Linked DNA regions of Homo sapiens: region 1 is linked to region 2. Evidence: read pairs that join two places in POLR2A ChIA-PET (ENCODE). Cell type or tissue: OCI-LY7. All regions are shown on one strand. Each heading gives the region's core, and the rest is flanking DNA. Links, peaks and the distances in the headings are about the cores only. Region 1 overlaps TMEM131 (transmembrane protein 131). Region 2 overlaps INPP4A (inositol polyphosphate-4-phosphatase type I A).

Region 1 (13,195 bases), core at 2,261-10,260, 720 kb after region 2:
GCATAGACAGCATAGTTGCAGTCCAAGCCCTTCCTCGTGGACACCACTTTTGCCACCTTGTATGTATCATTCTAGACCTTTCTCTTGTGCATGCGTGTATGTGGGCACAGAAACATTTATTGTGGGAATTTGTTTACACATAATATATTCTGTACATAATGTTTGGCTTCCTTTTTTTCCTAAACTATACTAAATTAGAACAAATAGCACTGGACTAAAAATAAAGAATGTGTCAGGTTCCTAGTTTTAGTGTAATTATTTGTTTGACTTTGTAATTTAGACTTTTTCTGTCTCTATTTCTTTATTCATTTTCTCTGTTATCAGTAGGCGACTTTTTAATCTTCTGGGGGTTTTTTTGGTTGGTTGGTTGGTTGGTTGGTTGGTTGGTTGGTTGGTTGGTTGGTTTTCCAGACACCAGGCTGGAGTGCAGTGGTGCCATCTTGGCTTACTGCAGTCTTGACCTCCCAGGCTCAACCAATCCTTTTACCTCAGTCTCCTGAGTAGTTGGGACTACAGGTGCACGCCACCACACCTGGCTAATGTTTTTTATTTTTTTGTAGAGACAGACTCTCACTATGTTGCCTAGGCTGGCCTACAACTCCTGGGCTCAAGTGATCCCCGCTACCTTGGCCTCCCAAAGTGCCGGGATTACAGGCATGAGCCACTGAGTCTGGTCTAATCTTCTGTTTTCAAGCATTGTTATGCTTGTTTGCTTGATACTTGGAAGGATTGATGAAATAATGTGTGATGTTTTCTGGTTTTCCAGAAAAAGTTCTATAGTCATCCTATCATTTAAGGTGCTATTATTATTAACACAATAAGCACTATAGATGAGCACTGTAACAAATCAGCAGGCAAGTAATAATATACAAAGAAAATCTATAGCTTATCAGTCTTTGGTAAATGCATTACTTTTACAGCAGCAACTCCCCGGCCCCTGCCAAAAAAACAAACAAACAAAAAAAACCTTTAAGGGTCCAGGCGCAGTGGCTCATGCCTGTAATCCCAGCACTTTGGGAGGCCGAGATGGGTGGATGACGAGGTCAGGAGTTCAAGACCAGCCTGACCAACATGGTGAAACCCCATCTCTGCGAAAAATACAAAAATTAGCTGGGCGTGGAGGCATGTGCCTGTAATCCCAGCTACTCAGGAGGCTGAGGCAGGAGAATCACTTGAACCCAGGAGGCAGAGGTTGCAGTGAGCCGAGATCACACCATTGCACTCCAGCCTGAGCGACAGGGCGAGACTCCGTCTCAAAAAAAAAAAAAAAAAAAAAAAAAAAAAAAAAAAAGTTTAAGCTTAAGAATTGCCATTTTTCTTGCTTTATCCTTTTTTATTCACTCCTGGAGGACTTCTTGTGATGAAACAAGTGAACGTTTCCACCCATTCTCATACTTCACCCCAAATTTAATTGAATTAAATATATTTTTTCTTTTTAAGAATTAGGGTTAGCTTACCTTTAAAGGAAGGTCTCCTGCCTTGTGACCCATTTTGTGTATATATATTTACCCAAAAGAAAGGAAAGCAGATGACCACACCAAGACTTGTACTCAGTATCCACAGCAGCTTTCTCTTTAATGGCCAGACATTGGAAACAACTCAAATGTCCCATTAATGTGTGGATTGAAAAACTGCGGTATAGTCATCAAATAGAAGTGAACTATTAATGCATAAACAAAGTGGTAGACCTCAAAATAATTGCATTGAGCAAAAGAAGCCAGACACAAGAGTATATGTTGTATTATTCCATTTAGATAAAACTCTAGAAAATATGAGCTAGTCTGAGGTGATAGAGAGCAGATCAGTGGTTGCCTAGAAATAGGAAGGGACAGAGAAGGATGGATGGATTGCACAAGGCATGAGGAAGCTTTTGGGGATAATGGATATATTTAATATCTTAATTACAGTGATGGTTTTATGCCCAAACACATAGGTCAGGATTCATCAGGTTGTATACTTTAAATATGTATTATTTATTTTACATAAATAACTCAATAAAGCTGTTTAAAAAAAGTAAGCTTAGGCATAAGCCACAGAAATATTTTTGCTACCAGTAGAAACCACATATTTTCATGTTCCATTAGAGTTATTTTGTATATATCTCAAATATTTTTACTCTTCCCCATCTCACAATTATGGTAGTTATTTGATCCACTGCTGGCTCTTGTTATAAATGTATGGATAAAGAAGCACTTTGTGTTACTGTAAGAAATACAAAATTTATGTTTCCAAAACTTGGTAATTTTTGTAAGTGATTCCCTTTGGAAAAAAGAAAAATAAGTATCCTGTTACTTTCTAAAATCTGGTCTCTGGAACAACTATGGTACTTACACTGTTTCTAAGTTAAATTTTCAAAGTTACCTTATTTTAATTAAAAATACAACTATTGCTTACACATACAGAGCACTGAATTTAGTGATATTATACATATCCTACGTTTATATCTTTAAATGTTTTGTGATAAACAGTTAGGATGTCAGAATTATTTCTGTGTAATAGCAAGTCACCTGCTTTGAGAATATGACTTTGAACGTAGCCATCATGTGCTCTTTTGCCCCAGGTTGTAGAAATGTACTCTAGTGGAGGAGACCTTCACCTAGAACTCCCAACGGGTCAACAAGGAGGTACCAGAAAACTGTGGGTGAGTTGTAACCTAGTTTTCTCTTGTGTGTGCTCCCATGAAACCGATTATTCTTAAATTAGAAAATATTTAACTCCTTAATAGGCTTAACAAATATGGATGACTTCTCTTTAATCGTTGTCTTAATGTTAATTTATGTCAAGTATATATGAAAATTGGAGGAGGAAAGAATATAAGTAGTAATTTTTGGAAAGGGCAGTGAGTAAAATTGGTGGGAGTTCTACCCCACTACATGGAAAGAAAGTAACTTCAGCTATTCTTCCTCCGAATTATATGGGTAAAGTTGTCTCTGAGTCTGATAATTTATGATGTGCTTTACACATAAAAAAATGTAAATGATTAAAAAAATGTAGGAAGCATTCATTATGTTTTTGTTTTGTTTTTGAAGGTAAGTAATTGAATGTTCAGATTCACCATTGGTAAAGGAGATGGCATTTGCAGAGAGAACCTAGTCAAGTGCCTGCGATAACTTAGAAAAATTTTAATTCTTGAAGGTGATCTGTGTTCACCTTCAATATTGTTGAATATTTAACAATATTAACCAAATTAAAGAATATGTAAGAGAACCTTATTTATAAAGATTCTTGCCATTTGTGAGTTTTAAAAATGTTTACCATGCTTTAATTCAAGAGGGAGAAGGCAATTGTGGTCAATTCAGTTCCATATCCAGCTCACTCAGATCACTGCTCATCTGTAATGGAGGAACACAAATTTTACAACCAGGAGTAAGGTTTGAGGATCAGAGTTTCTTTATTAACTGCTGTTACACACACACAGCCTCTTGATTCTGTCTTCTGACCAGTCTTGACCACAGAAGAGATGTGGAGATTATGTTTTTAGAATGTTAATATGAACATCTAGAAACAAATTTATCAGCCAGTTATTTGGTTAATTCCCAGAATATAGAAACACAACCAGCAAAAAGAAATATGCAATGGACAGTTCATTTATATCCTTTCACAAAAATGTTTCACCTTGAAATTGTGGTGTTTGAGGGAAAAATCATCTATAAAACAATCCTTCAGAGGATTAAATTCAGACTATTATATCTGTATATATTATTCTAGACAGAACTAAGAACTTCCTGTGAAACATAATTGGTATCTAATAAATAAACCTAAGAGAATTCAGATTTTTAAATAGTCAAGAGTGATAATGATAACAGAGAATAGCATGTTTTTATAGTCCTAGTGGCTGCAAAAAAAGATATGGTAGTTCTTATTCCTACAAACCTAGACTGAGAAAAAAGCCAATGGGCTGTGACCTCACCTCCAGCCTATTTCGGTGTATAGGTGAAAACCCCAGAGACCAAGTCAACTCCCTAGAGCTGGGGAGTGGATGGTCCATCCCTCCAATCTTAGGAGGGTCCCAATCACCTGTTTTCTACTTTGGGACTAAAAAAGAGAGTAGGGATAAGTGAAGGCCACTAAGCTGTAGAACACAAGAATCTCCTAAAATATGCTGAAAGGTTTGTGCAGAGAAGAAATTCAGGCAGTCCCAGGGAGCCATATTGTTCTGAAACCAGGAAAGAGATTACTCCTCAAAATTTTTTTTCCAGTAAGTCTTCCTTTTAGTATATAAATGTTCTCTCATTACGGGACTGAAAATGTATGCTGTCTTACATGAATGCAGTTGGTAAACTGTGGATTTACTTGAGAAGCTTTGCATTGTTAAGTTTTCCATGAAAGAGCAGTGTAAGCCCTGCTGGTTATCATTTATGAAGGTTCTTGTGGACTTCTAGAAAAGTATTTACCTCTGATGGTGACATTTCTGTTGGTTAAATTTCAAGACTGAGTTATATACCCAAACACCACTAACTAGCATATTAAAAAATAACTGATTTTGTAGATTAGTTTTACCTTTTAATGGTGATTTTGTAACTGACAATTTGTTTTCAGATCATTTGACTTCTTTTGCTTTGCCTACCTTACATATCGTATTTCATCAATTCTAAACAGCACATTTTTCACATTTTAAAGTTCTCCAGAAATGGAGTGTGTGTTACATATTGGTTTAATTAGCAATGCATTTTTTTTATTAATAGGTATATAGAATACTCATCTTTCAGTCAGTGTCATCCAGTTCAATAAAAAATGGTGGTTTTGCTACATTACAAAAGCTGTGCTACATTATGGTCTGTTAACTTGTCAGGAAATTCCTCCTTATGAAACCAAGGGAGTGATGAGAGCCAGTTTTTCATCTAGAGAAGCAGATAATCACACAGCCTTCATAAGAATAAAGACTAATGCTTCAGACAGCACAGAGTTTATCATTCTTCCTGTTGAGGTTGAAGTTACAACAGGTTAGTGGAAAACTGATGAAATCGAAAGTTGTTTTGTTTTCAGTATAGCTTACTCTGGCAAAGTGAAAAATAATTGTTGACTTTTCTTTTTTCCAAGCTCCTGGAATTTATTCCTCAACTGAAATGTTAGATTTTGGTACACTAAGAACACAAGGTAAAAAAATCTTTTAAAAGAGTCTTTATGGAGTTTTTTTTTTTTTTAACCCCTGTATTCAGTGCTGAATGGCTCTACTATGTAATTCAGCTTTAAACATTATTTCTCAGTTGGTTGCATGATCTTGTACAAATCTCCTTTTCAGACTCAGCGCCTTTACAGGTTTATACCCCATTCCGCTGAGGGGTGGGTGGCATTGCTTAACAGGTTGGAAAACAAGGCCATGGGATAATTTAAGTCATCTAAATGGAAGATTGAGGCAGAAAATAGTTTTCTAGTTTCTTAATCCAGTTGCTCATCAGTTCAGTTACGCTGAATCTTGATTTTTACTTCTGGATTTTGTTTAGATATGAGTTATTAAATTACATTTTGACAAAATGTTGAAAGTTTGTTGCAGCTGTTCAGAAAACTCAAATTCTGAAATTAAAAACAACTAAGTAAAGATTTTTGCTAAGGAAAAACTAAGAGCACTTGTAATTTGGGATGTATATGGACTATATATAATAATATGTAGTTAAGATTGAAGACCATATGTTTAAAAATTAGATTTGCTGTTAGTATATTTTTACATTGTAAATTATTAATTTGCTTCATTATGTTTTGCTGGAAAGCTAAAAGATTAGTAATGTCTGACTTCACAAAAAAATAATATTTGGGGGGCTGGGCATGATGGCTCATGCCTATAATCCCAGCATTTTGGGAGGTGGAGGCAGGCAGGGCACTTGAGGCCAGGAGTTCAAGACTAGCCTGGCCAACATGACGAGACCCCATCTCTACTAAAAAAATAATACAAAAGTCTGCTGGGCATGGTGGTACATGCCTGTAATCCCAGCTAGTCAGGAGGCTGAGGTAGGAGGATCACTTGAACCCAGGAGGCTGAGGTTGCAGTGAGCCAAGAATGCCCCACTGTACTCCAGCCTGGGTGACAGAGCAAGATTCTGTCTCATTTAAAAAAAAAAAAAAAAAGTATATATTTTGGGGTTTTCAAAAATCTGGTTTAAGAGGGAACAGTTCTTATAATACACAATGTCCTTATGAGTAAAGCAATTACCACCTAATGTTTCTTTTTATTAATCTTATTGTCATTGTATTTCACAAATTGATAGCTTCAATTTGATATCTTATAAGGTAAAGATTCTAACTTGGCTAAAAAGCACCTTTTTAAGAAATATTTCTTTTCCTCAATTTTAACAGATCTACCAAAAGTTTTAAACCTTCATTTATTAAATTCAGGAACAAAAGATGTACCAATAACAGTAAGTTTTTACTTCTTTTTTCCCCTAATTTATATATTCTTTGTTTTTAAATGTATGACAAAGTTAAAAATAATTAAACCCTTATTCTAAAATAATTATATTTGGTGATGACCTGGTGACACTTTGGTTCTAAGTGTGATGTGAGAAACCTGTTCTGCCCCAGCCACCCGGATTTTAAGGATGAGAGAGAAATGGGCAATCTTTTCAAAGTAAGTTTGAACCAAAGTTCATGAGTTTCTTATACAGGCACAGTCATATAAAAGGCCTGTTCTGATAAATCCTAAAATCTGTGGGCCATGTGTATAGAAAAACAGGTTATAAGGATTTCATCAGATTTGGTTGTTGGAGTTAAGGTATGGGCAGGAAAGAGGAAGAAGAGTCAGATGAATTGGGAAGAAAATAAGCAAAAAAAATGTTGTAGGTAGTGGTAAAGTGCTGTTAACACTTGTCACAGGCTCCCTAACTAGCAGTTATTGAGTTACCGTAGGCAGCACATTATAAACTAAGGCCCTCTCTCCCTCACACATACATACAGAGTAAGTAACTTTTAGGCCATATGGAATTGAGGTGCCGTTAGATAGTTTTAGGAAAAAAAGGGATATCTAAGTTTTGCCTTGGCCCACAACGTCTCTCCCTGATGAGGTCCCCAAGATATATACATGTGTAATCATTATATAGGAAAATAGGACATTTTTATTATAATTTGTGCTGATGCCAGAAACTTAACTTCAGTGAACTGACAAAATGAAATATAGATCATGTGGGCTTGAGATTTAAGGGACCTTTGTCCATCGATGGCCATACCCAGATTTTATCACCAGCTGGTGGAGTAGACCAAAGAGAGAAGAATATACAAACCCCAGCGAGGAAGCAAGAGATGGTCTTCCCAGGTAACCACATTCTGATGCGCAGTGACCTTCCTCACTAGTGGGACCGGGATGCAGGCATTGTCTTCATATCTGACCTAGCATTTCTCCTAGATGGGAAAGTGCCTTTACTTAGCCCAAGCAAACCAGCCTAACTTTTTACGTACAATAAATGGACTGAAACAAGTATCTTTTTCAATAAACATATTATAGGAAAATGAAATTGGCAATTAACCCTAAGAATGTGAATGAAGAACTAGTACTCAGGTCACTTATGACATGGAATTAAATAGGCCCATGTTTGTCCTTTTTCTTATTCACTAAGGAGTTTTAGGATATATTGTAAGTGAACATTTTTGCTCTTACTGGGTCAGGCACTATGCTAGTACTGCTATGTAATAAATGTATTACTTAATACCTATATGGTGCAGTGGTCCTAGTTTTCTAGATAGGAAAGCTGAGTTAGAGCTGCTTTTTTTTTTTTTTTTTTTTTTGGAAGTGACTTACACAACTATAAAAAATGCAAAAATAGGCCAGGCATGGTGGCCTCACGCCTGTAATCCCAGCACTTTGGGAGGCTGAGGCTGGTGGATCACTTGAAGTCAGGAATTCAAGACCAGACTGGCCAACATGGCGAAACCCTGTCTCTACCAAAAATACAAAAATTAGCTGGGCATGGTGGCATGTGCCTGTAGTACCAGCTACTCAAGCTGAAGCAGGAGAATTGCCTGAACCTCAGAGGTGGAGGCTGCAGTGAGCCAAGATCACGCCGCTGTGCTCCAGCCTGGGCAACAGACCGAGACTGTCTCAAAAAAAAAAAAAAAAAAAAAAAAAGAGGTATGTGAAACATGAAAGTATATTATACAGTGTCACTTAGCAATCACATCTTTATGAATATATCATTTTAATTGCATAGTCTATTTCTGTTAAAAACCTATATATCTGTTAATATAATACATCTGTACCTACATCTGTACCTACCTATGTGTGTATCTTTTATAATATCCAAAGCCCAAACTCTGCCAGTGTTTTGGTAGTTTTCTCTTATTCCCGCCTTCATTCACCCATTCAATAAATATTTAATGAACATCAACTGTATGCTAGCTGCTATGCTGACTGAGAATACAGCAGTGAATCAGACCACTGGGGTTCCCTACCCCATCAAGCTCACTGTTTATCAGGGCTCTCTGGAACTCTGGGAGATATTTAGATTTTATTCTAAGTGTAATGGGAAATTATTACAGGATTTTAAACGAGAGTGACATCATCTGATTTATGTGTTGTAAAAGGTCACTGTAGCTACTTTGTGGAGAGTGAACTTACAGACATGGAAGGGCAGAAAGCAAAGGAGACCACTTGGGATCTGATTTAGCAATCAGCCTGAGAAATGATGGTGGCTTAGATTTCCCACCTTATCAGCTATGGGGCAAGCCCACCTACCGTGGAAACTGAGTTTTCAGAGCTCTTCTTAAGGTTTTCCCTGTGTGTTTCAGCATTTTCTGCATAATTCACCAGGCTTAGAGACTATAGATATTTAGAAAGGTTCCTGTCTCCTTTTGTTTCACAAACATAGAATTTTCAGGATTTGCTAAGCAGTGCTAGAAGCTGGAGATCTTTTTTTTAAATTCCCCTTCAGGGAATTCATTCTCTTTCTAAATATAGGATTACTAAAGCAAGCAATTCCAAATAGAAGTTCCTCAACTGCTAACAGACAGGATGCGCAGGTCCAAACTCTCCTAATATGTCTATAATGCAACTTTGAGAAAATGGCTTTCCTCAGCATTTACAAAACATTAGTGCTGTATAAATGATGGAGTAAGTTTGCCTGAGATGCCTTCAGAGGAATGTTTGCATGAGGTTTCCCTTGGTAATTAACAAATCGGAATCATAATATCAGCTTAACATATGCTTTAGTGAACTCATACACAAATTATTAGAAATACAATGTTAAATGCTGAAAGTGCTTTTTTCCTTATTTGCTCAAGTGCTTTTATAAGCAGTTTTAGAATGTTCCGGACCGTTGAATTTCACTTGAGGGTTACTGAGCATTAGTTGGGTCTGAATGTTGTGAGAAAAGCCTAGAACTATATTTAGAACATATGCAAGCTTGCGAACTGCCTTTCCTGGGAAACTTGCAATAGTTTTATACTTCTTGATTATCTTTGAGTTAGCAATAGTCACTAACAGGTTGTTGTATAAATATGCTTACTACAAGGTGTTGATTGTGTATGAGTTGTCATTTAAAGCCACCAGAATGGGCCAGCTACTTAAGTGTTTTGTCTTGGGTTTGTTTGTTGGCTTTTTGTTTCCCTGGAAAATGGGTTTTAACAATTTGGGTTTGGTTTTTTTTTTTTTTTTTTTTTTTTAACTGATAATGAGTGAAGAATTCAGACCATTTGTATAAAACATGAGTTTTCAGTTGAATATTTCTTTGTTATTACTGCAGCGTATTTTAAGGTAGCAATACTAATGTAAAGTTTTTATCTGGTAAGGAAAATCTTAAAGTGGTGTGTTTCACATGAAAAAAATTTCATCAACTATTTTAAATTCTTACTAATAGTGACTATATTTTAACAAACATCCTTGCTTTGCTATTTCTGGCTTGGTGTTGTACAGGCTGATAACACTCAAAAAATATTGTGCTTGTTGTTGATGAACTCCCACTTCTAGCCTTTAAGCATATTGAAAAATGGTCAAGCCTTCATTGTGTGTCCAGAGTTGGTTCCTTCTGGTGGGTTCTTGGTCTCTCTGACTTGAAGAATGAAGCCATAGACCTTCGTTGTGAGTGTTACAGCTCTTAAAGGTGGTGCGGACCCAAAGAGTGAACAGCAGCAAGATTTATTAAGAGCGAAAGAACAAAGCTTCCACAGCGTGGAAGGGGACCCTAGTTGCCTCTGCTGGCTTGGGTGGCTAGCTTTTATTCCGTTATTTGGCTCCCCGCCATGTTCTGCTGATTCGTCCATTTTACAGAGCGCTGATTGGTCCATTTTACAGAGTGCTGATTGTTGCATTTACAATCCTTTAGCTAGACACAGTGCTGACTGGTGCATTTTTACAGAGTGCTGATTAGTGCATTTACAATCCTTTAGCTAGACACAGAGCGCTGATTGGTGCGTTTTTACCGAGTGCTGATTGGTGCATTTACAATCCTTTAGCTAGATACAGAGCGCTGATGGGTGCATTTTTACAGAGTGCTGATTGTTGCATTTACAATCCTTTAGCTAGGCACAGAGCACTGATTGGTGTGTTTACAGTCCTCTAGCTAGACAGAAAAGTTCTCCAAGTCTCCACTCAACCCAGGAAATCCAGCTGGCTTCCCCTCTCAATCCCCCCTCTAAATAGGACACCCCAACTGCTGTTGGGAATTGGGCAATGATCATTCTAGCTACTTCCTACTGGATAAGGGCAAAGAAGGGACCCTGCAGTGGTAGTGTCCTCCAGAGGGGAACTGTCTAGGCCAGTCAAAGGGCCAGTGGGTCGATCCAGGGGTCCTTGGTAGAAGTTGTTAGTTGAGCTTATTTGGGGTTCCATTTGTAAGACCATCTGTAGCTTGATGGCCTCGATCGTAGAGGAAACAAATTTGACAAGGAGATTAAAAATACAGGGCCCAAAGGCGAGTAATAGCAAGATGGCTGTCACAGGACCTAGAAAGGGAAGATGCCATGTTCCCCAACTCCAGAGGTTGGTATAAGAGTTGGAAAGGCATTGAAAGAGTTTGAAAGGCGTTGTCTGATTTCAGAAGCCTTTTCCTGTAAACGCTGTAGTATCCCTGACTGGTTAGTGTAAAAAAACACTCTTCTCCTAAGAAGGTGCAAAGTCCTCCTTTCTCAGCAGTGAGGAGGTCTAGGCCTCAGCAGTTTTGGAGAGTCACTGCTGCCAAAGAGTCTATTTGGGATTGTAGAGTAAGGATAGATTTCATTATTTCTTGCAAACTGTCTGAGAAATCCTTTGAGAGTTTGTGGTAGTAGGATAATGATGTAGATAAACCTGCTATTCTGGTTCCTGTAGCAGTGGCCATCTCTAACCCTATAAGTAGGGGTGTTAGTTGTATGGCCCTGTGCTGAGACACTTGAGCTTTGAGGGGCACAGACCCTATGTCTGATTTCCATAAGATTAGAAGTTAGGATAATATATGTTACACTTTTTTTTTTTCATAATTGAGATTTCATTGGTTGAGGATCGTACAGACATTTCAATTTGTACACAAATCTTAACATACATAACGAAATTCTAAAAAGCCATGTATTGTAATTATTTTTTAAAGTTATTCCAGTGACTTTCCAGCTTAAAATTTGGAAGCAAATTTTCCTTAAGAGGCTATCAAGTACCAGTATCTTCACATGTTGGTCAGCTGTTACATACAGCCCACCAGTTCACAACTCAATAGCACGTACACTACATATTCAAATTTGTAATCTTTCACAGCACAGTAACAAAGTTATTAGGAAAACAGGACTACCACAACCAAAGATGTTACAGAGTGCACACAATTCTGGCAGAGAGAGCCATGATCAAAGAGTGGTTTTCTTTAGGAAACAATTCTACTAAAAAACAACATGGTAATAGAAGTAATTTAAAATGTTCAAGACATTAAATGCAGGACTGACTCCATATTGCCATTTAATATGCTTTGTATTATAGGATATAAAAACTAACCCCCCATCTATGGAATGTTAAGCTGACACCCGAGACAATCAGAGCCTCCCATAATTCAATATCCCACACTATTTTCTGGTTGTACCAAAAAATAAACAACCAGCAAATGATTTCACCTCTTAAAAAAAAGCATTTACACTTAAAAAATGGGATGAGGTGGGATTCCCTCCTTCTTAAAAATGTTTCTAGAGCTACTAAAAAACTTGCATTTACAAAATAGTTGATAAAAATATTCCTCTGGATTGTACAAGAAGGGAGACAGGGACCACTGATAAGACATGGTATATGGTTATTAATCAGACTTGGCTTCTTTCTCTCCTGCTTCATCAGAGGCTGGACTCTCCTCAGTTTTCGTTTCCCCATTTTCTGCAGGTAAATCTTCTTTAGTTTCTTGGTTAGCCACTTCGGCCTGTTTTCCCTTTGCTCCCCTTTTCCCTTTTGTTTGCACGTTTTTGTCTGAAGATTTATCCTTCGCTGCTGCCTTTTTCGGCTTTGCTTCCACTTTTGCAGGAGGTTTAGCTGACAACCGCGCCGATCTCCTCTTGGGCTCTTCCTTGGCAGCGGCTTCAGCGGAGCTGACCTTCCTCTTGGGCATCCTGGCGGCGGGGAAGGCGCGTGCCAGGTGCCTGCGGGCCGCGGCGCGCCAAGAGCCTTCACGAAACTGGGCTGCCTTGCCGCTGCCACTCCTCCCCAACACTGTTAACTTTTAGCAAACTTTTGTTGAAAACCTTGTAAGTTTGGGATTTTAAAATTTTTTTTTTTTTTTTTTTTTTTGCTTATCACTTACTGAATACCCATTGTGTCTTTTTCCCTTAATTGCTTGGGAGGAACCATCTATCGTCCTGTCCTGAAGGGAGTTCCTCCTAGGTCTGGTCGGACCTTTGTATAGTAATTAGTTAAGATTTAGATCCCCTGTTAGGAAACCTGCTGGGTTAAGGATTTTTGATAGGAAGGCTACTGGTTGTCAGTGACCTCAGTGCTTTCAGGCTATGTCCTTGTTTACTCTGACAGCAAGGTGGTATTGGAGTGTTATAGGGTTACAGAGAAGACCTTCAATTATCAATTATAGGTTTTAAATTTACCCTGGCTTTTAAAGGACTAGGGTACACTTTTTTCTTTACTACTTCCATTTCTTTTTCTTTCTCTTTGACTTCTTTTTTGTCTCTCTTTTTTTCTCTTTCTGACTTCCTCTTTGTCTCTTCCCCTCTCTCACTGTTTCTCTTTCTCTCTGACTTCCTCTTTGTCTCTGTCTCTTCCTCTCTCTCTCTGACTTTCTGTCTCTTTCTCTCTTTCCTTTCTGCTGGTCTTTCCCTGCCTCTG
Region 2 (8,000 bases), core at 1-8,000:
ACATTCTAGACATCAACAAAGTATCCTGCTGTCTTACATTTATAACCAGTCAGAAATATGCAAGCAATAGACTGACCATGCAGCTGATTTTTGGAATGTAAGAAAAAGAACATCAAATCATATTATTTGGGGGACTCATGCTCAAAACCACAAGCCATACCCAGGAAACTCAATATGAACTAGATCAGGGGTCAGCACACATTTTCTGTAAAGAGCTAGACAGTAAATATTTTAGGCTTTGAAGGCCACGGGTTCTCTGCTGCAACGAACTCTGGCACTGCTGCACAAAAGCAGCTGCAGACAATACATGAACAAGTGGGCAAGGTTGGTTTCTAACAAAACATTATTTATAAGAGCAGACTGTGGACAAGATTTAGCTCAGAGCTGTAGCTTGCCAACCCCTGAACTAGAACCATAAACATTGGTTTCTACATGCAAAGGAAGCAAAGAGATTACATTTCTGGTACTAACTGCAACTGAGGCCCATAGCAATGTCTGGTAAGAATTCTAAAACTGCACCCAGGAAGTCCAGATGTGTACCTCCCTACCTCAGGTCAACCACTTCAGGAAGCCCAACACGCTCATCTGTAAAGACTTTAGAATGTAAGAGTAAAACAAATACATGTGGTAGTCTGCCTCAGGCCACAATTTCCTCAGCCCAACTGGTCCCTCATCAAACCTGCGAAAAGTGTTTTATGCCTCACAACGAAGGAGGTCCTGGAATACTTTCCCAACTCTGGGATCATAAGGCAATCTTTTGTAATTTAGCTACAAAACACTACCTGAGTATCAATTAAAAGGGCATCAGCAGGAGCCTTGAACGGAAACCACGTACCTGGGCTGGACTCTTCAGGAGGGGGACTGCAATCTGCACAGAAATGGAGGGCGACATGGATGATTAAGGAGCAGCACACAGTTCAAACCAAGCAACTCAATCTCAGAGCAGCAGCTGCGTCAGCAGCTTGCAGTAAGGCGGCTAACAAACAGAAAAGAGGTCTGGGTGCCTGGCTGCCTCTTCCCCAAGAAGGCTCACGAAAGTACTCTGGCTGCTCCAAGGCAGCCAAGCCCTCTCAGTGGTAAACAATGACAGATTCCCCAGCTTAAACATTCATGTTGCCAATAGTTCAACATAAAATGCTCTTCGGGATGTGCGATCTAGCTTATTACAATGTGATAAATGCCACAGAAAAAAGCACCCACATAAATCACATTGTAGTGGCAGAGCCCCGCGTTGGCTTGCGGCATCTGGAAGCAAACTTGTAAGGAGAGAGACTGACCAGTACACGGCGTGTTCCACGGTCAGTCCCACTGCTCTGATTCACCGGGGAAGCCTGGGCTCAGGATCGACTGCTGAGATCCAAAGTGTTAAGATCCAGGAATGAAACCAGTATACCAAAAAAAACTCTATGCCAATCTCCCAAATTTAAAACAAATGTTAAGTTTTGTGATTTAGGGGTAGTCTCCAATTAGAATGTCCCTTCAGGTCCTCAAAGAATACCACTTTTGATTCCATTTCACCTATACTAAGTCACACTGGGATGTACTTACTTCAATTTCGTATTTCCCTTAAAAACCAAAATTTCTCATTAACTGGGTGCACCATCTAAGAGAAAACAAGTTTGAAAAGGAATCATGGAAGAAAACATTTATGTTAATTTATGTCTGAGCTTTTCAGTTCAAACAATGTCTTCAGGATGTGGAAATGAGGTGGTCTCGGATCCCCAAGAACAGCCAGAACCAGCTTTATGGGGATTTTACAACCTAGGTTGTAAAGAAGGGGCAAAGGATCCTTCCTCTCTAATCGTCTTTGGAAGTGACTTTTCAAACTGGCAAAGGGGAAAGAGAATACAAAGGCATCTGCAAGTTCAAGAGTTCGACCTCTTCGTTAACCCAGATGCCCTGAGACCATGTTGCTAACAAAGATAGAAACCCACAGTGATATAGAACTGTGGCTCTTACATATTGATCTGCTAATCAGGTTATGTGAGGCCTTGAAAAAATACAGATTTTTGCCTCCCCATAACCCCTCTTCTAGGATTCTGAGCTTATGAATGAGGAGGAAGGTCTAGGAGCCTGTTTTATGAGCTTCTGTGGTGATCCCAAACAGCTAGGTTGGGACCATTCCTGTGAAGGCATCAGGGATTAAACCCAATTTGCTAAATTCATCTTTCAATCAAAGGGGAGAAAAAGGGGGTCTTCTCTGGTACTCCTGGAATAATGGCTTGTAACTTGTCTTAGGTCATGGAGTTGAGAATAGGTGACCACTCTGGACTTCCTCTGTACACACATGCAAATTCCAGCACATAATCTCAGGGGTACAAGAACCTGGGTGTACCCATAGACCCCAGACTAAGAAAAACTTGGTCTAACCATCTCTTTGGGTATGAGGAGAGCAACAGAGTGTACAGGAGGAAGGCGGTGGAAGCCACCAAATCCTGGTGGGGCGATAGTGGTGCACCTTGGCAGGCGGGGGTGGAGGGGGATGGGAGACTTTTGGAGAGATGAGAAGAAGGGAAGTTTGAGGAGCCTCTGTGGTTTTGGCTGGCAGGGACTTGTCAGTGGGTCCCCCACAAGGCCTTGGCCCTGGGTGACCCTCACCTGCCAGACAGTGCTCTCTGATCAGGGCAGGGCAGCTCTGAGGCAGGGCAGCTCCCTGGTGAAAAATAAAAACCAAGGACCTAGGACAGGGTAGAGAACTGGAATGAAAAGTGATGATGCCTTTCAGAGCAGTACAGAGTTATTCTCACATAATAAATATGTTGGTGTGAACATACCTGCTCATTAAGCCAAAACAATGGCTCCAGTAACTTGGAATGGTATAAAAAGTCATGACAGAGCCATGCTGTGGCACTGTGGACAAGACTCACCAAAATAAATAGCTCACAGACTGGTTCTTTCTGATCCTCCTACTTACACTGAGGACTGAACAGCTTCCTGGCTGTGCTAAAGATGTTTAAATTAAGGACCATCCACAGATAATTTGGTGGCATATGGTTTCATACATTTGAGTACTGATCAGCAGAGTTAGACTCTCTCAAATGTAAGCTTCACATTCCCATTATTACAACAGCTGATTTTTATGGCACACGCAAGTCAAACCCTAAATAGCATATATAAATGCTCACTTAACTAACTTTAAAACTGAATAAAAATGTATCTATATTTAAACAATACAGGATGTGCCTAGAAAAAAAATGACACTTAAGTTAGGGATATAATCCCATCTGATGAAATAAACTAGCTCCCACATTTAAAACAGCCAATAAATTACCCTTTTCATTATCTGTAGAAAAATTTAAAATCACAAACAAGATAATAAAGTAAAAAGAAATAAACAATGAATTTTCAGAAAATTTTAAAAAGGAACACGATTCACATAAAAAAGAGAACATGAATAGAGACAAAATAGTTCCATGAGCCAATCACAGGTGTGGGGAAGTGAAACCATAATCCCCCATAGATGGAGAGATGGGTGACGTGATAACTGTCGAGACAGAGGCTCAAGTGAGACAGTGCCCTGGAAACAGACTGCAGGCAGAGTAAAGAGGCAAAGGGCATCTTACAACCTGAAGGGGGATTTGCCAAGAGGCTCTGACCAAGAGGCACGCTTATACCTTGAATGGAAGTTCTCCAATTCAGAATTTAAAAGCCCTCATCACATGAAGCTTAATCCCAGCACATCTGGGCCTTACCTACTATGACTTAAAACTCCCACAGGAGAACAAAAAGGAGGCAGAAGCTAGGTCTGTGGGCAAGTCTCAGCTGCCTAGCTTGTAACTCTATGGCTCTTACAGGAAAAGGCGGAGACATCTCAGTTGCAGGGACTGTTTCCCAGCTTTAAGGCCATCTGCAGGACAGTGTCCTGGTATGCTGTGTCTCTGCAGACAGGAGACTGTTCTGAAGCATGCTGCTTCATGCCAGTGTCCTACCCTGAAGGGTCCTGCCAAACCACCTGACTCAGACCACCAGAAGCCCAGGAACAGGGTCCCATTCTCTGTGTTACCAAGTCCCAAGGCAACATGCCTCTGCTGCATAAGAGAGTGCCCAGCCAATGCCAACCAGCTTTTAGACATGTCCACTGGACCTGCCAATATCTCTCATCCAGCTGTGTCCCTGAACAATTCCCCTTTCCCCTTTCATTCTACCAATTCCTAATGCCATAGACAATCACATCAGAAAGGCATCTGCATCCTGGCCTCCTTCAGGTTCTCAGATTGCTTTACAAACCTGAAAAGCCCAGGAGCCCAACCCTTATAGCCATGGTGGTGTATCTCAAGAGGACCCTGAGATTCTGACTGGCAGAGATGCAGAATCACACATGGGCTCCAGTTACATGGAAAGGCAACCGGAGACTCCGCTCTCACTGCCTGCTGCTCCATGCACTGGGACGCCCCCGCTCCACCTGGCAGCCCTCCCTGCAGTCTGCATGGGGGAGGAGGGCATGGAGTCAGAGACACAGACAAATGGAAGCAGCACAAGGTGAAATGGAGGCAGCATATGGGAAGCATGGATGCATACGCACGTGTGGTCAGATGAGGATGGCATGCAGTGGAGGGCATGGTGGAGGGGCATGGTGAGGAGGGGACATCACAGAAGGGGTCTTCTGGTCTGATCCAGTAGGCGTGGCTGTCCGGGTTACCTTTCTTGCTGGTGCAGCTGCCTGCACAGGGGAAGACATCCTCACAGCCCTCGCCATGCAGCCGCTCCTTCTGCAGCAGCTTGTCCACACGCTGAATGATGCACTCTAGGCTCTTGTCCACGTTCAGCCACACTTTCTCCTTCCAAATCAAAGGGGCCCATGTGGGTCAGCTCTCCCGAACAGAAACACAAACATAACACAAACCAAATCGCCCTCCACTGATCCCCTGCCCTAGGCTTCCACACTTGTTAAAATACCTCAAAGTTTAGAAATATAAAGATGATTCCTAATTCCCCACTAAAGTTGCATTTGCTTTTCAACGATGAATCGATGTCCTGCGGCCATTGTTTTTAGAGTTTGGGAGATGTTTGCTAGTAACTCTTCTGGAGGCCAGGTGGCCCTCCAGTGCTGCCTGAAAGGCCACAGGGCACTGTCTCATCTCCTCCTCTTGCCACTGCAGACTTCCTACAATCATCACACACAGACAAAATGGAGGCCTCCTTTTGATAGAAGGGAACAGAAATTTCGATAGGGGAGGTGGGGAGGAGGAGAGGAAGGTCTGGGAGTGATTTGCAGAAACACGCACAGTGTATAGGATGGGACTTTGCTGCTGATTAATAGTTCAGTGCTTGTAGAACAATGCCTCTAAGCAGTAGTCTCAATAAATGGTAAAAACAAGTTGTACAATGTGTCACTCCCTCAAGAAACACAGATCCTGCTCCCAGGGCCAATTCTCTGAGGAACAATAATGTGATGTAATGTCAGGGCGGCAGCTCCAAAATCCATATCTACTTGCCCCAGCACCAGAGCTCCCACGTCCCCAAATACACATAGCCCTGGAAAATCTAACAGCAAACAGAGCACTGACTGGTCTCAAGCATCCCAAGGCCATAGAAGGCACAGGAGGCAGGGGAAGGAGAGACCTCCAACACGGGAGGAAAACCCACTTGTCTTCCTCTTCATCCAGGTCTGAGGCTGGCCCAGCCCCCAGCACAGCCCTACCCCTATCTGGACACAAGGGTTTGAAAACAGTCTCCTCCCTCCCTGCATCAGGAGCCAAGGAGCCATCCAGGAAGGAAACCTGGAGCTTGTTCACAGCAGTTGAACCTTGAGGCACTTCAGAGGGGCAGAGACTGGCAACAGGTTTTGTGGTTTTCAGCCCAAGTTCAGCAGTGGGATGACAGCCACAGCAGCAGACTCACCCACTCCTCCTCGTGCCAGTCCACCTGCAGGGAAGATCGGCTGTTTCTCCCTGTCCACCGGGCCATGAGGGTGTCCTGGTCATTTCTAAGCATCACCTGCTCCTCCTCAGTCGAAGTGGGAGAGGCCTTGGAGGCAATGTAGTCAGGCCGTGCAGCGTTCAGCCCATGGATGGAGTTGGCCAGGAGCTTGCAGTCGCAGACCGTGACCAGCTGCCGTGTCTGCAGGTGCACACAAACCAAGGCTGCTGAGCCCAGGCCAGGGGCTGGGGAGGCCCCTGCCTTATCTCAGAAATGGAGAATGGGCTTAAAGCCCAGCACTGCACCCCTCTGCCTTTCTCCACAGTGCAAAGCAACTGAAGGGCTACATCCCTCAAGATGTCTGAGTACAAAGACTGCCATGTGGCCCACTTGGGCTGAATCTTAACAAGAATTTCCCACCAAGGAAGAGAAGAGGTTGAGAAATCTCTGACATTCTCTGATCCCTGCCTACCTCTGACCTGTGATTGCTAGGGGAGGGGCCTGCAGAGAGAGCCCACTGCCCCAGCCTTGACAGACTTCCACCTTCCAGGGAACAAGTGTCCAGGGGTCAGGCCTTACTTTGGTTCAATTGTGTAAGTCTTATCTTTTGTTCCTCAGCATCTAATACCTCAAGTTCTGGGTTCTGGGTAGCTGGCCTCCTGGCACAACATGTCTGGTTTTGGAGAATTCTGCATGCAACACGGGTTCTGTGGTTCATAATGTTACTGCTGACAACTACATCTTTCTTTTCCAGGGGATCTAATCCCCACCTCACACTCTATGCTGTGTGAACACCTGTGAAGGATATAACACATTCTGATCAGGAACAGCAGCTCAACAGCACAGTGAGTGTGAGTGTGGAGGTATAGTCAGAATCTGGGGTGTGTGTGTGTGTATGAGAGCGTGTGTGTGTGTATGAGAGCGTGTTTGTGTGCGCTGAGAGAGAGACCAAGTAATGGGGAAAAGTATCATCCATCAAAAGGGTCTGATAATAGCCACTTCCTCAGTAGGGATTAATACTTACATATTTTAAAACCAGGATCAAGTTATGGCTAAGTAGAAGCTGGTTTACTGACTATATGTAAGCCAATAAAATTATATTCTTCTTATGTCTGTATAATAGCTCAGTTTCTGTTTTCAAATTCAACTAAAATAGAAATGTGGCCAAAAAAAAAAAGTGCTAGTTAGGCTGTTACTGAGAAAGAAGTGGAACTGTATCACCCTCAACAAAATGAGCCCCATGGACTTGCTGAAGGGCACATGTGCCTGAAGCTGCACCTAAGAGTCATGAGCCCTGGGCTCTGCCCTTGGTCTGTCCAGCTCTGCGGACAAATCACAAAACCTCCCTGGGCCTTTGTGCGAAATGGACCTAAGGTAGACCTTCAAAGTCATCCCAATGTCACGCTCTTTGTGGACCATCTTAGGTACACCTGGGCTGCCTGGTGGCTTCCAGAAACCCAAGGAAACTCCCCAGCCCATATGTAGCAGGGCACCCCTCCTACCTTGTCTGCCAAGATGGCGAGTGTCCTCTCAAGGCCAGTGGCAGACCTGTCCTTGGCTGCCCTTGACAGCCGCTCTGCGTAGTAACTCACTTGGGTTTTCAGGGTGTTGATCTGGGCGATGATCTCCTTGGCTCTGACAACATCCTGGGGTATGTAGATTATGGACTGGCAGCCAGATGATGTACTGGAAAGGATAAGAATGGATTCTAAGGGATTCTCCAGAATCTGAAAAGGATGACAGCATCATTCCAACCCCAGCCACAATTGACCCTAAGATGAAGTGTTCTGTGACTCAGGGATGTTCTCTCAAGCTACTCTAGTTGTTGATGAGCAAAGTATATCTTAGGAGATTCTTCCTGTCTATATGGCAGGAGCTTGAAATATTAAACTATGACTCAGTCTTTTATCTGTATTTGCATGTATCTGTATTTTTACTTGTGTATGTAAATGTATGAACAGGTATTGAACAATCATATCCCATAATCACCCAAATGATCGTAATCTTCCACCTCACAACCTCATCTATTAACTTATAAGCAGTACTTAAGTGGAGACATAGAGGCCATTTACAGAAGAAGGGGTCAGGTTATCACAGTGTAGCAGAGACTGCAGTGGGTGTTAGACTTTGTCCCCAAACAA

What was found. Peaks named below come from ENCODE experiments on the same cell type or tissue, not always from the same donor. Only the 100,000 strongest peaks of a DNase experiment are listed, where the experiment ranks them.
Region 1: POLR2A ChIA-PET joins it to region 2 with 12 read pairs; 2 of 35 experiments call an interaction of 5 or more read pairs at or near these places.

Annotation. Positions count from the first base shown.
Region 1 is chr2:97,826,523-97,839,717 of GRCh38, reverse strand. TMEM131 (transmembrane protein 131) reads left to right here. Exons shown (of 41, transcript NM_015348.2): 8 at 2,561-2,641; 9 at 4,793-4,943; 10 at 5,041-5,097; 11 at 6,292-6,353. It also overlaps the pseudogene HMGN1P36. Among named protein-coding and RNA genes, the nearest start is that of ZAP70, 120 kb to the right of the region's middle. In OCI-LY7, for the core only: no CTCF peak of the experiment used is centred there; no DNase peak of the experiment used is centred there.
Region 2 is chr2:98,552,331-98,560,330 of GRCh38, reverse strand. INPP4A (inositol polyphosphate-4-phosphatase type I A) reads right to left here. Exons shown (of 25, transcript NM_001134225.2): 14 at 7,362-7,545; 15 at 5,842-6,060; 16 at 4,523-4,778; 17 at 836-868. Among named protein-coding and RNA genes, the nearest start is that of COA5, 52 kb to the left of the region's middle. RefSeq lists a silencer at 1-10 and an enhancer at 5,457-5,957. In OCI-LY7, for the core only: no CTCF peak of the experiment used is centred there; DNase peaks (open chromatin) are centred at 540, 3,480 and 6,060; H3K4me3 peaks cover 1,813 bases; H3K27ac peaks cover 5,774 bases.